2 separate regions of the Homo sapiens genome follow, and region 1 is linked to region 2. The links are chromatin contacts, found by Hi-C or POLR2A ChIA-PET in ENCODE. All regions are on one chromosome and are shown on one strand. Each heading gives the region's core, a stretch centred on a gene start or an enhancer-like site at or near the end of the contact. The rest is flanking DNA. Distances are from core to core; before and after follow the strand shown. Region 1 overlaps ADAP1 (ArfGAP with dual PH domains 1). Region 2 holds the start of CHLSN (cholesin).

Evidence for each region. A loop is a pair of places that touch in the nucleus more often than their neighbours do. ChIA-PET counts read pairs that join two places held with the same protein, here RNA polymerase II (POLR2A). Pooled maps may share reads with other maps.
Region 1: a pooled map shows a loop between it and region 2 (3-fold over the local background). The contact joins the enhancer-like site here to the promoter of CHLSN in region 2. A Hi-C loop is called at or near these places in 1 of 168 maps with a recorded cell type or tissue (CD8-positive, alpha-beta T cell), 2 of 37 single-sample maps with no recorded cell type and 8 of 50 pooled maps. POLR2A ChIA-PET finds 5 or more read pairs at or near these places in 2 of 52 experiments (SK-N-SH and activated CD4-positive, alpha-beta memory T cell).

Annotation. Positions count from the first base shown.
Region 1 is chr7:934,880-938,544 of GRCh38, forward strand. ADAP1 (ArfGAP with dual PH domains 1) reads right to left here. Exons shown (of 11, transcript NM_006869.4): 2 at 496-626. Among named protein-coding and RNA genes, the nearest start is that of ADAP1, 18 kb to the right of the region's middle. RefSeq lists a silencer at 2,076-2,125. Within about 2 kb of position 1,777, at least 4 of the 41 ENCODE cell types and tissues checked have a DNase peak (open chromatin) inside an H3K27ac peak, as active enhancers do.
Region 2 is chr7:1,136,950-1,140,830 of GRCh38, forward strand. CHLSN (cholesin) reads right to left here and starts at 1,298. Exons shown (of 5, transcript NM_001318252.2): 1 at 366-1,298. RefSeq lists silencers at 858-907, 918-1,367, 1,568-1,707 and an enhancer at 1,428-1,527.

The sequences.
Region 1 (3,665 bases), core at 527-3,026, 200 kb before region 2:
TGTGTCACCTCAGAGGCCGCCCAGGGGACAGGTAATGGTGCCCTACACGGCAGCGGGCCGGGGTGCACGTGGACTGCCGTGTAAATGCGACCCTGACTCTGGGTCGTGCCGCGCGGCCTGGGACGCTGCATTCTGTTTCCTTAGAGACAGGGTCTCTTTTACCCTGAGCCCAGTGCTCCAGGTGTGGGGATTTGAGGGGAGCACTCCGGAGCTCCCAGGGCACGGGAATCGGCGACCCGCCTTCGCTCCCTGGCCCACCACACACACCTGGAGCTGCTCACAGAGAGGTTGGACCCGGCACGGGGTGGGTGGAGCAGCCACACAGGCGGAGCCGCTGGAGAGGGGGCGGGGTCCTCGGGTCCAGCCAGCCAGGCCCCCAGAGTAGCCCAAGGCTCCAGGGGCCACAGCCAGGCCGCCCGGCATCTCTGGCTCCAGAGGCCCGGGCTGAGGCCACCCGGGGACTGCGCGGGTCCCCCCGCCCCTCCCCCTCCGTACCTCCACTTGGGCCTCCTCCCAGGCGTCCAGGCGGACGGACTTCACCTTGCTGACCTGGGGGATATTCCGGTGGATTCCCGAGCAGCTCAGGCAGATGAAGACGCCCAGAGTGTAGGAGGCCCAGTCGGGATCTGCAAGGGAAAGCCGGACGTTCACGGAGGCTCAGCCCAGGGACCCCGGAGGGAGGGTGGACGGAGCCTCGAGTCAGGAGCCCCCGGCCATGCAGTGGGGGGGGCTTCAGCGGAGACCCCCGGGTACACCAGGCTCCGTGCGCCCCACAGGCACCTAACCCCAGCTCCCCCCCCGCCCTCTGCCCGGTGCAGACGGGGCTCTCCCCAGACACCCCACGGCATCTGAGGAAGCCGATCTGCATGCACCTGCTCTGCCCCGCGGGTGCCGGGAACCTCCAGCAGAGGCCGGCCCCACAGGAGCCCATGCCCCGGGCTGGAGGGCACCCGGCACTCGTGAGGATGGGTCCACCTGCTTTCCTCGTGTCCGCTGCCCTGGGAGAAGTCTGTGGGCCCGAATCCTCCTGGGTGATGGGGCCAAGATTGGGAAATTCAGATAGGATCTGAGTGCAGGGGGTGCCTCACACCCAACGCGCTGCACACCCCCGAAGGACGGATGGTAGCCGCGGATGACGACGCACCCTGCGTGGGGTGACAGCGCCCGGCGGCCACTAACTTTGCAGGTGTGACAGCGGCGCTGTGGCTTCACCCTGCATGTGGCCTGTCTAGGGATTCCACGTCTCGATGTCTGGTTTGCCTTAAAAGGTCCAACAAAGCTGGACACAGTGGCTCAGGCCCGTAATCCCAGCGCTTTGGGAGGCTGAGGGAGCAGAATTTTTTTTGAGACATAGTCTGTTGCCCAGGCTGGAGTATGATGGCACGATCTCGGCTCGCTGCAACCTCTGCCTCCCGGGTTCAAGCGATTCTCCTGCCTTAGCCTCCCGAGTAGCGAGGCACGCACCACCATGCCCGGCTAACTTTTGTATTTTTAGTGGAGATGGGGTTTCATCATGTTGGCCAGGCTGGCCTCGAACTCTTGACCTCAAGTAATCCACCTGCTCGGCCTCCCAAAGTGCTGGGATGACAGGCGTGAGCCACTGCCCAGGGTGTGGGTGCCACAGCGCAGTCTTTCTGCTGCTGCACGTGTGAAATGTCTCATTCTGAAACGGCAAAATGTGGGGAGCGTCCAGCCCCGCCCTGGGGCGATGGCTAAGAGGGCTGCTGTGTGACTCTCCTGTTTTCTTCTGGCTCCCAACGACCCTTCACAATAAGTCAAGGGAGTGGAATGGCTGAAAGGCACCCTAGAGAGAACAGTCTCTCTGGGGGAGATGAGTCATCTCTGAACTGCTTTTATTTTTAAGTGGAGGCTCTCCTGGGTGAGGCTGGTGGAAATCGAGGCGCTTCCCCACAAGCAGGTGCGGCTGTGGACCCAAGCCTGTTTGGGGAATCATGAGTGGAGAGGACCCCACCCTTCAGGCCTGGCGGAGGATAGCCCCCCTCCCAACGCTGATCGGGGCCCACCCCTGGCTGGTGGGGGACTCCCATGCCAGGCGGCGGAGGCCCAGTGGGGCTGGGGCTGGGCCTGGGCTCTGAGTCACTGCCAGGAGGAGAGGCACCCAAGTGAGCCCCCGGCCGGGGATGGTGCGTGAGAACCAGCAGGCTGAACCTCGGATTTGGGGGTCATGCCCGGCCTCTGGGATTTGGGGGTCACGCCGGGCCTCGGATTTGGGGGTCACGCCCGACCTCTGGGATTTGGGGGTCACGCCCGGCCTCTGGGATTTGGGGGTCACGCCCGACCTCTGGGATTTGGGGGTCACGCCCGACCTCTGGGATTTGGGGGTCACGCCCGGCCTCTGGGATTTGGGGGTCACGCCCGACCTCTGGGATTTGGGGGTCATGCCTGGCCTCTGGGATTTGGGGGTCATGCCTGGCCTCTGGGATTTGGGGGTCACGCTGCACATCTGGGATTTGGGGGTCACGCCGGGCCTCTGGGATTTGGGGGTCACGCCCGACCTCTGGGATTTGGGGGTCACGCCCGGCCTCTGGGATTTGGGGGTCACGCCCGACCTTTGGGATTTGGGGGTCATGCCCGGCCTCTGGGATTTGGAGGTCATGCCCGGCCTCTGGGATTTGGAGGTCATGCCCGACCTCTGGGATTTGGGGGTCACGCCCGGCCTCTGGGATTTGGGGGTCACGCCCGACCTCTGGGATTTGGGGGTCACGCCCGGCCTCTGGGATTTGGGGGTCACGCCCGACCTCTGGGATTTGGGGGTCATGCCCGGCCTCTGGGATTTGGGGGTCATGCCCGGCCTCTGGGATTTGGGGGTCATGCCCGACCTCTGGGATTTGGGGGTCATGCCCGGCCTCTGGGATTTGGGGGTCACGCTGCACATCTGGGATTTGGGGGTCATGCCCGGCCTCTGGGATTTGGGGGTTTTCTGTCACAGCTGTTAGGCTCCCTGATTAATGAAGCCTGTCTCCCCATTAACGTGGGCTTCTTGAGGACCCCAGACCCAGCACCCCCGGATCTGGCACAGAGCTCAGTCCGGAGCAGGTCTCCACGGGAGTCATGAATGAAGGGGCCACTAACAGCCCTACTTCAGCAGAGCCCCTGTCTTCGAGAGAGACCACAGGCTTTCTCCTCACCCCTCAGTCAGTCAAACATTTGCCCAAGTGACCCTGTCTCGGGTACCAGGAGTTTTGCCTGTGCTGAGTAGGGCGGCTTTTGGGAGAAAGAATGCGGTTACAGGATCAGCCGTTGTTTGGTTTTGCGGGGTTTTTTTTGTCTTGTATTGTATTGTTTTGTTTTGAGACAGGGTCTTGCCCTGTTGCCCAAGGTGGAGTGCAGTGGTGCAATCACAGCTCACAGCTCACTGCAGCCTCCAACGCCTGGGCTCAAGCGATCCTCCTGCCTCAGCCTTCCAAGTAGCTGGGACCGCAGGCATGCACCAGCATACCCAGCTAATTTTTAAAATTTTTGGTAGAGATGAAGTCTCTCTATGTTGCCCAGCTTGGGCTTGAACTCCTGGGCTCAAGCGATCCTCCTGTCTTGGCCTCCTAAAGTGTTGGGATTACAGATGTGTGACGCCGTGTCTGGCCTGCAAAGTATTTAGTTACACACACCCCTGGAGAACAGGTGGGGAAGAACCACACTGAAGTCCC
Region 2 (3,881 bases), core at 48-2,547:
TAAGATCCCATAGGTACCCAGTCCAAGCCACCACCTCTCACGATGGCTTTTAAACTCCTAAATCAGATGGTGTGTCACCTCCACTCAAAAAACTTCCCAAGCTGTCCCCTTCCACTTGGAGGGAAAGTCAAGGTCCTTGCCACTTGGTAAGGTCCACACGACTGCCCTGGCCCCTCCTCGCATCTCTGGGAACTCACCTCCTCTTTCTCTCTCTGTTCCCAAATTGGCTGCAGCCACACTGGGCTCCCTGCTGTTTCCCCTGCACCTGCTGTTTCCTCGACCTGGAATGTTCTGGTGCCTCACTCCTCCTCCTGCTTCCTTTCCATTCTCAAAACCCCTGTTCTCATCTTCTCCATGGCACTTACCATCACCTGCTCTGTGCACCTTGTTCATCTGTCTCTCCCCTCCAGAATGGAAGTTCACTAGATCACAGACTTGTCTCCACTTGTTGACAGCTGTAGCCCAATGCCCCGAACAGTGCAGGAGGAACCCAATGAACGTTTTTTAAAAATGAATGAATGAATGACGGAAGGAAGGAAACGGAAAGCATGCTTATGATGGAAAGTGAGGCCAAGCGCGTTGGCTCACTCCTGTAATCCCAGCACTTTGGGAGGCCGAGGCAGGAGGATCCATCGCTTGAGCCCAAGAATTCGAGACCAGCCTGGGTAACATGGTGAGACCCCATTTCTACAAAAAACATTTTTAAAAATTATCCGGGTGTGGTGGCGCGCGCATGTGGTCCCAGCTACTTGGGAGGATGAGGCGGGAGGACGGCTTGAGCCCAGGAGGTGGAGGCTGCAGTGAGCTATGATCACGCCATTGCACTCCAGCCTGGGTGGCACAGCGAGACACTGCCTCAAAAATTGAAAAAGAGAAAGTGGGAGCTGAAAGCCTCGGAGGGCAATCAGGGCGTCTTCAGAGAAAGACAATGAAACCAGAGCCACTGCAAGCCCTGACGGCCTGAAACCTAGGAGCCAGCTGAGTCCCTTCCACTCGCCCGCGCTGAGTTAACCCAGAGGCGGGTGCGGGTGTCGGAGCCCGCGCCGGGACGCACCGGCCGCACCGGCCGCACCAGCCTCCCCAGCACCGCGGACCCCAGGGCCGCCGCCCGGTCGCGCCGCGCCGGGCCTCCGCGCACCCACGTGGAGGGGGCGGAGCCCCGCGGGAGCCCGCCCCGGGGCTCTGGGTCTCCTGGCGCCCTGACCCGCCGGCCACCCCGCCGCCGCCCCACGCGCCTACCTGCGCCCACCTGCGCCCACGTCGCCCACCTAAGCGTGAACAGCTGCGTCGCGGACGCCGCCTTCCGGCAGGGACCCGCGCCCCAGGTAAGCGTTAGTCCCGCCTTCAGGAGTGCGGAGCCTCCCATTGGACGAGGTCTGCGTCCGTCTCTCCGCCGGCTAATGGCAAGCGGCGGCAGCACGGGGGGCGGTTCCAGGACCGGGCGCGGGCTACTGACGCCATCTCTAGAGGCCTAGAGTTGCTTGGAGAGGAGCTGGTTGCCAAGGCAACCCGCCCTGCCCAGAACAAGTGCAGATGACTAGGTTTGGGCCCCGCAGGGCTTGGGGGTCTGGGGTGCAAGCTGCCCCGGCCGGGCTGGCGTCCCGGGGTGGGGCCTCCGCCGAGGGTCCAGGGTATGGAGCTCGGCTCGGAGTCGAAATGGATGAGCTACGGCTATTGGGATCAACAGGGCTAGGACTTAAACTTCGTGCTGAATTTAAAAAATCAGGATAGGTGCTAAAAAATACACAGGGTGGGTAGTGTTATAATAATGCTTGTGTCCGGGAGCGGTGACTCACGCCTGTGATCCCAGCATTTTGGGAGGCCCAGGCGGGCGGATCGCTTGAGCTCAGGAGTTCGAGACCCGCCTGGCCAACATGACGAAACCCCGTAACCCCGTCTCTGCTAAAAATACAAAAATTAGCCAGGCGTGGTGGCAGGTGCCTGTAATCCCAGCTACTCGGGAGGCTGAGGCAGGAAAATCGTTTAAGCCCGGGAGGTGGAGGTTGCAGTGAGCCGAGATCGTGCCACTGCACTCCAGCCTGGGCGACAGAATGAGACTCTGTTTTAAAAAATAAAAAATAAATTAAAAAAATAAAAATTAGCCGGGTATGGTGGCACGTGCCTGTAGTTCCTGATACTCTGGACGCTGAGGTGGGAGGATCGCTGGAGCCTGGGAGATGGAGGCTGCAGTGAGCTATGATCAAGGCACTGCACTCCAGCCTGGGCAACAGAGCCAGACCCCGTCTAAAAAAAAAAAAGAAAAAAAAGCATGCTTTCAAGTCACCCAGTAAGTTAAGTGCTTGGCAGCCGTATCAAGTATGATGTACGTTGCCTCAGGAATCCAAAGGTGACAAGCAAAGAAGGTGCACTCTTCCTTACTGGTAGAAGATTGTATTTGGTTCCTTTTTCTGCATAACAAATTAACCCAACATTTAGCAGCCTAAAAGAACATTTATTTTTTCATGGTATCCGCGGTCAGGAAAGTGGGCGTGGCTAAGCTCTGTGCCTTTGCCTCAAGGGTTCACCAAGTTGTGGTCAAGGTGTCCCCCCAGGGTTGTGGTTTCATCGGAAAGCTTATCTGGAATGATCCACTCCCAAGCTCACACACACGGATATTGTAAGGACTCAGTCCTCCAAGGTCATTAGAGAAGGGCCTCAGCCTTGCTGGCTGCTGCCCAAAGGCCACCCTCAGTTCCTTGGTACATGGGCCTTACCACAAGGAAGCTCACAACACTGCAGCTGGCTTGCCTTAGACGGTGCAAGCACACACAAGAGGAGGCACACACAAGACGCACATCACAGTCTCCTTGCACCCTAATCTCAGAAGTGACTTCCCTAGGCTTTTGCCATATTCTGTTCATTAGAAGTCGGCCGGGTGCGGTGGCTCACACCTGTAATCCCAGCACTTTGGGAGGCTGAGGTGGATGGATCACTTGAAGTCAGGAGTTCAACACCAGCCTGGCCAACGTGGCAAAACTCCATCTCTACTAAAAATACAAAAATTAGCCAGGCATGGTGGCATGTACCTATAATCCCAGCTACTCAGGAGGCTGAGGCATCAGAACCTATTGAACCCGGGAGGCAGAGGTTGCAATGAGCTGAGACCGCGCCACTGCACTCCAGCCTGGGCGACAGAGCAAGACTCCAGCTCAAAAAAAAAAAAAAAAAAAAAGTGAATCATGGCCAGGTGCAGTGACTCAGGCCTGTAATCCCAGCTCTTTGGGAGGCTGAGTCAGGAGGATGGATGGACACCAGGAGTTCAAGACCAGCCTGGGCAAACAGTAAGACCTCATGTCTACAAAAATAAAAATAGAAAATTAGCTGGGTGTGGTGGTGCACGCATATAGTCCCAGCTACTTAGGAGGCTGAGGTGGAAGGATTGCTTGAGCCTGGAAGATGGAGGCTGCAGTGAACTATGATCACACCACTGCACTCCAGCCTGGGTGAAAAAAAAAAAGGAAAAAAGGAAAATAATTTTTTTTCATTTTTATTTTTGGAAATTGATATGGTTTGGCTGTGTCCCCACCCAAATCTCATCTTGAATTGTATCTCCCATAATTCCCATGCATTGTGGGAGGGACCTGGTGGGACATAATTGAATCATGGGGGCAGTTTCCCCCATACTGTTCTCTTGGTAGTGAGTAAGTCTCATGAGATCTGATGGTTTGATAAGGGGAAACCCCTTTTGCTTGGTTCTCATTTTCTCTCATCTGTTGCCATGTAAGATGTGCCTTTTGCCTTCCGCCAAGACTGAGAGGCCTCCCCAGCCATGTGGAACTGTGAGTCCATTCAACTTCTTTTTATTTATAAATTACCAGTCTCAGGTATGTCTGAATAGCAGTGTGAATACTGACTAATACAGAAATGCTGAAAGGACTTGG